Regions from separate parts of the Homo sapiens genome. Here region 1 is linked to region 2. A link is a contact called in ENCODE Hi-C or POLR2A ChIA-PET data. All regions are on one chromosome and are shown on one strand. Each heading gives the region's core, a stretch centred on a gene start or an enhancer-like site at or near the end of the contact. The rest is flanking DNA. Distances are from core to core; before and after follow the strand shown. Region 1 holds the start of MSH6 (mutS homolog 6). Region 2 holds the start of COX7A2L (cytochrome c oxidase subunit 7A2 like).

Evidence for each region. A loop is a pair of places that touch in the nucleus more often than their neighbours do. ChIA-PET counts read pairs that join two places held with the same protein, here RNA polymerase II (POLR2A). Pooled maps may share reads with other maps.
Region 1: a map of naive thymus-derived CD4-positive, alpha-beta T cell shows a loop between it and region 2 (14-fold over the local background). The contact joins the promoter of MSH6 here to the promoter of COX7A2L in region 2. A Hi-C loop is called at or near these places in 1 of 168 maps with a recorded cell type or tissue (naive thymus-derived CD4-positive, alpha-beta T cell) and 6 of 50 pooled maps. POLR2A ChIA-PET finds 5 or more read pairs at or near these places in 1 of 52 experiments (naive thymus-derived CD8-positive, alpha-beta T cell).

What each region holds. Positions count from the first base shown.
Region 1 is chr2:47,781,728-47,784,815 of GRCh38, forward strand. MSH6 (mutS homolog 6) reads left to right here and starts at 1,418. Exons shown (of 10, transcript NM_000179.3): 1 at 1,418-1,766. The coding sequence starts at 1,507. RefSeq lists an enhancer at 791-860 and silencers at 991-1,470, 1,751-1,910, 2,111-2,200.
Region 2 is chr2:42,359,573-42,362,667 of GRCh38, forward strand. COX7A2L (cytochrome c oxidase subunit 7A2 like) reads right to left here and starts at 1,645. Exons shown (of 3, transcript NM_004718.4): 1 at 1,518-1,645. The coding sequence starts at 1,589. RefSeq lists enhancers at 818-1,562, 1,336-1,655, 1,563-2,306, 1,676-1,735, 2,296-2,385 and 1 more and a silencer at 1,936-2,105.

The DNA of each region.
Region 1 (3,088 bases), core at 168-2,667, 5.4 Mb after region 2:
ATCCGCCCACCTCCGCCCCCCCCCCGAAGTGCCGAGTGCTGGGACTACAGGCGTGAGCCACTGCGCCCGGCCCCCGCCTTTTTTTTTTAGATTGATTTTATTACTTGCCTAGCAAAGGAGAACCTTCTGGCAGAACAGTCTCCAAGAACAAGGCAAACAACTAATTTTACATAGGTTTTTACCAATGTACAGCTGTTGATTGTGACTGGTTTCCGGCAATCTGGATTTCACAATCTGGATAAGGGGACAAACAATTGTCTGTCTTCCACTATCTTTCTTGAATTTGAATAGAACCTTTTTATTCTCATAGCCTCTTAGCTTTCTTTCTTTTTTTTTTGAGACGGAGTTTCGCTCTTGTCGCCCAGGCTGGAGTGCAGTGGCGCGACCTTGGCTCACTGCAAACGCTGCCTCCCAGGTTCAAGTTATTCTCCTGCCTCAGCCTCCCAAGTAGCTGGGATTACAGGCGCATGCCACCACGCCCGGCTAATTTTTGGATTTTTAGTAGAGACGGGGGTTTCACCATGTTGACTAGGCTGGTCTTCAACGCCTGACCTCAGGTGATCCGCCCGCCTCGGCATCCCAAAGTGCTGGGATTACAGGCGTGAGCCACTGCGCCCGGCCTCTCATAGTCTCTTAGCTTTCTAAAATTTGAAAAATCCTGTAAAGACACACCTGGGTCAAAGGGCTCAGATAACGGACTGTGGCCCTTAAGTACTTACGTCACAGGTTATTGAGAGGATCGATTTAGTTACCAGATGTAAAATGCTGGGATCAGTGCCTGGCAAAGGAAAACTTTGTACAGCTGCAGGCTTTCACCATACACAACAGCATCGCTAACGAATGCTATTACAATATTCATTTAGCGTTTACCAAGTGCCTACTCTATACAAATCTTGAGAATACAACGTGAAGGTGAACTGCTGACTAAAGTTTGGTCCCTTTCGCTCCGTCTCCTTGCGAAAATGCTCTAACGGCAGGAGGTCACGCGAGCGCTGGACGCGTTTCTCCCCGCGAGCCCCTTTCCGAGGCCTTTCGGGTCCCCCCGGTTATCCCCGCCCGGGCGGTGCGCGCCCCCGCTGTTCCCGCTTCCGCTCCAGAGAGGCAGGGCTTTCCGAGCCTGCTAGCCCCGCGGCCGCAACTAACCCCGGGTCGGAGTGTTCCGGCCCGGCCAGCCCCGCGGCGTGAGGGAAGGGGAGCTCAGCAGTTCCCCGCGCGGGGCCCAGGCGTCGGCGGCAGGGCGGGCCCCTCACCGCCAGCGTGCCAGCCCCGCCCCTACCCACCAGTGTGCCAGCCCCGCCCTTCCCCACGTCGCCGCGCGCCCGGGGGCGGGGCCTGGCGCGCACCGCCCGCGCACGGCGAGGCGCCTGTTGATTGGCCACTGGGGCCCGGGTTCCTCCGGCGGAGCGCGCCTCCCCCCAGATTTCCCGCCAGCAGGAGCCGCGCGGTAGATGCGGTGCTTTTAGGAGCTCCGTCCGACAGAACGGTTGGGCCTTGCCGGCTGTCGGTATGTCGCGACAGAGCACCCTGTACAGCTTCTTCCCCAAGTCTCCGGCGCTGAGTGATGCCAACAAGGCCTCGGCCAGGGCCTCACGCGAAGGCGGCCGTGCCGCCGCTGCCCCCGGGGCCTCTCCTTCCCCAGGCGGGGATGCGGCCTGGAGCGAGGCTGGGCCTGGGCCCAGGCCCTTGGCGCGCTCCGCGTCACCGCCCAAGGCGAAGAACCTCAACGGAGGGCTGCGGAGATCGGTAGCGCCTGCTGCCCCCACCAGGTAGCGGGGTGGGGGTGGGGTCGAAGGCGGGGGCATAGCGGCGGGGCGCTTGGAACCCGGCGAGGGGAGGCTCGCACAGGGGGTTGGGGGGGTGCACGGCCTGGCCCTGGGCTCGGAGGAGGCGGGGCCGCAGAGTTGGCTTGAATGAGTGCAGGGGTCGAGTCTGGAGCATTTGGGGGTGTAGCTTGTAAACAGGGTCGGAGGAGAGAGGCTGTGCAGGAAGAGGGCTGCAGGGGAGACGCGGAGAGTTCGGGCCTTTTGGAGGGAGGAGACGCGTCCCGCCAGGTGGGGGTGCTGGGCTAAGGAAGGGGCGACGCGCGCAGCTCCGGGTGGGGAGGGGGCCTGGGAGGTGGGAGCACTGGGGGTGGGGCGAGAAGGGGAAGGCGCCCGGCCCACTTGGTGGGCGGGGCGGGGGGCGGGGTGGCGGGAAGGAGGAATGCCTGCGGGAGGCCGAACGGGGAGAGTCCGGTGGTGTGGGGTGCGAAAGGAGGTTCCTCGGCCGGCGCGGAGATAGTGAGTTGGGGCTCCAGTAGTCGATCGAGGTAGACACTTAGAGGTAGTTAAGAGCCGCGGTCGCCGAGACGCCTTGGGGACGGTGGGCCTTCGGCCTAGGTGAGGGGCCGCCGAGGGGGTGGGCCACGAGCTGCGAGCGCGGGGGGGTGTGTCACCATGGGGACCGCGGGGCCTAATTGGGCGGGGCGGGGCCGTGGGGAGCCGAAGTGCTGGGATCCGGCTGGGTCCTTCGGTAGGTAGGCTGCACGTGCACCGAGACGAAGATAGAATATTTTGACGTATGTGGAAATTCGTGTCGAGTGGAAAATATTTTATTTTATGAAATAGTGTAATTTTTATGGGGCACCACTGGGCTTTTAGAGGCCTTAATCGGGCGCTGGACAAAGATGTGTGGACGTGAGTGACTCCGGGGAAGCCTGTCGGGAGTTGTCCTCACTTTATGGGCAGTTAAGTGCTTTTTTTTTTTTTTCCTTTTTGAGAGAGAGTTTCGCTCAAGTCCAGGCTGGAGTGCAATGGCGCGATCTCAGCTCACCGCAATCTCCGCGTCCCGGCTTCAAGCGATTCCCCAGCTTCAGCCTCCCGAGTAGTCGGGATTACAGGAATGCGCCCCCACACCCCGCCAATTTTGTATTTTTAGTAGAGACGGGGTTTCTCCATGTTGGTCAGGCTAGTCTCGGAATTCCCGACCTCAGGTGATCCACCCGCCTCGGCCTCAAAGTGCTGGGATTACAGGCGCTAGCCACCGCGCCCGGTCTGTTTAGGGCTTTTTATCCGGGCAGCTGGCGACATTTTGAAAAGCTTGCTTTTGC
Region 2 (3,095 bases), core at 395-2,894:
CGGTTTCAGTGAGACCACACTGGTTTCCCTTCTCATCCGGACTATTCTTTAAACACATTCTCCTTCTCCACCCTTCCCTCATGTTTCTATACTCTAACTATAATCCAACCTTTCTTCCCTACAAATTACCACCTATGGGCTGAAGACACCCAAGTTTATTAAACTCCATATTCAAAAATCTAGCTGCTACCAAGCATGACATATCACAAACTCAACATTTATAAACCCTAAACTCTTCCTTCCCGTTCCCACCGCAACTCCCCCACTAACCCCCGAAAAAAAAAAAAAAAACTTGCCCTTCTTATCTGAGATTAGAATCATCTGTTTTTGTTTTTAGAGACAGGGTCTCACTATGTTGCCCCAGGCTGATCTCAAACTCCTGGGCTCAAGCGACCCTCGGCCTCGGCCTTCCAAAGTGCTGTGATTTACAGGCGTGAGCCACGGTACCAGACCTGAAATCTTTCTTAAACATCTGCCTCTTGGGCAAGCTGCAGTGTCCCACAGAAAAAGGAAATGAAGCAACAGTAATGGAGTATCCTTTACACCTCATCTGGGCCCCTCACTACTGCAGTCTAACTGCGTATCTCACCGACACTTCCCACACTTCTCTAGAGGATTAGGAGGGAATATACTATCTCAGACAGCTTCTGGTGAACAGTTAACACTTATCCAGAACCAACCACCTGCCCAAACTGCTAGTCACTTGACACACTTCATTTAATGTGTACTAACGCCGCCCTGGATGAAACTGAGCTCACAATAAATTAAATAACTTGGCCAAGGTCACACAATTAAAGCGGAAAACGCCATGATTTGAAAAGGCACGTCTGGGGCTCTAAAATCCCTCATGTTTACCCCCAACACATGCTGGAGAGTCAAACTCCAATTGGTAGAATCTGCGTGAAATGGAATACTTTTCAGACAACCCAAACAACGAGCATCTGTCAAATATTTTACAATCGGGAAAGTGTAACCTCGCTGCATGCAACTTCCCTCCCTGGACGTGTTAAGTAACCTGTTAAATTTCCCAACCCAGATCATAGCCCCCCAACCCCCTGCACCATGGTTTCTCTAAACGCCTTTATAGCCCCGCGCTCTCTAATCTCGAGCTCAAGTGAGGCTGCCTATGGGGCTCTGGCAGATGACAAACGACAAGGAGGCCGAAAGCCAGATGTCTTCGAATTGAGGGAGAAGGCCGGACCTCTGACTCGGGTCACACTGGGGACCCCCACAAACCATCCCTTTTAGACAAGTGACCCCGGGGGTCACCTTGACCCCTGCAGTGAGCCAGACCAAACTTCCACGCCAGGCCAGCCCCCGCCAGGTGAGCAGGTACACAAAAAGAAGCCTCAGTGACCACCGTACGCTGGTGTGGAGAGGCCCCGGGAGGTGCAAGGAGAACAGAGACGAACTCGACCGCGGGCAGAAGCCTCCCCTGGCTCCAACGCCGCGACTGCCTGTCGCCGAGGCTAGGGCCGCCACTTCTCATGTCCGAGCTGGCCAGGCGCCACTCGTACCTGCGGGCTATAGGCCTCCGAAGCCCATGCTCCTGCCAACTTCTGCGTGAAGCCACTAAACTTGTAGTACATGACGCCCAGAGTCCGGCTTCCCGCATCCGCTGCCAACGCGACCGCCCCAGAGAAGGACCCCGCCTCCCCGGCTGTGGTCCCGAGACTCAGCGCAAGGACCCGGTGCTGGGACTAGGGCTGCCCGAAGATCGCCTAACTTAAAACCTGCACACTTAAGCCGCATTGGGGAACCAAAAGCCAGGGTTCTCAGGACCACGAAAGGCAAAACCAGCTCTAAGAGAGCACGCAAAGTCGCTGTGGCGGAGTCTGTAGGAAATATGAAGTTCCCTCTTTCCCCCATTCAGATTTGGGCAGTGCCACGACAACTCAAGAAATGCGCAAGCGCTCCACGGACTAAGCCCGGCGGACTAAGCCCGGCAGTGTCGGAGTCAGGTGGAGCATGCTTTAGGAGGGGCGGGCTCCAGGCGGGGCCTGGGGGGGAGAGGGCGGTGATTGGTGGGCGTGGTCTGGGTAGGGGCGGGGCTACATCGAAGCCGGTTGGGAATTCCACCATCCGAGAGAGTCTGTGCTGCGGAGCCACCGTCTGGTCGTCGGGTTGAAGGCGTCTCTTGCTTTACCGAACTTTAACTGATCGTAGTCTCATTTATTTCCTTCCGACCTAGAGCACCTCTTATCCAGAAGCCACCACCTGCTGTTGCTCAGTCTGCCCAGGAGTATAGACTTGTCGGCCAAGCTTCCCCTGGCAACCTGGGAGTTGAAGCAAATAAGAAAATTTGGAAGCACCTGCTGAAGGCTGTTTAGTACCCAGGGCTGTTGGGAGATTTGCCCCAATAATATAAAAGTAGCCTCCTGGGCTTTGTGCAGAGGAAATACACATGCAGAGTGATCTAAAGCTCAGGTACCAGGATGTAAATGTCACACGGTTTCTCAGAACTGGTTTTTATTCTCACCTGAGTTTTAAGGTCATTGATTATTCATCCTTTTCCTGGCCTCTGCTCTTTGCGATAAATGAGGTAGGGGGAGGGTGATCAGAAACACTTGTAAAATCTGGACCTTGAGCCTGAAAGATCTGGAACTACCACTTTCAGTTCTGGTAGTATTCGCTTCAGTTCAATTTAAATATGTCTGTTAAGCCTGTGCTGTGTGCAAGGTACTGTGTAAAAGGAGTATACTAGTTTCTTACTCTCCAGGGATGGACTCAGGCTTTTCTTAGCTTCATCATCTAACCATAGGTTTACACAAGCATATTCTAGATGCACTTATGAAATCATGTTGCAAATTGATGGATGATACTAACCTATATATAGCATTGCCCTAAACTCATTTAATCTTCACAACAATCCTATAAGGTAAATGCTATTATCATCTCCATTTTAGAATACAGGAAAATGACGCCTGGAGAAGCTAAGTAACTTGCTCAGGTCAGGGATAAGTGGCAGAGCTAGGCATTTGGCTCAAGACTTCCTACTGTTAAGCACTATGTTACAAATAAATAGATATGAAGCCATTCTGAAAAGAGGAGGATCAAGGCTGAGCATTCCAGGGTGAGGGTGTACACCAGCATCC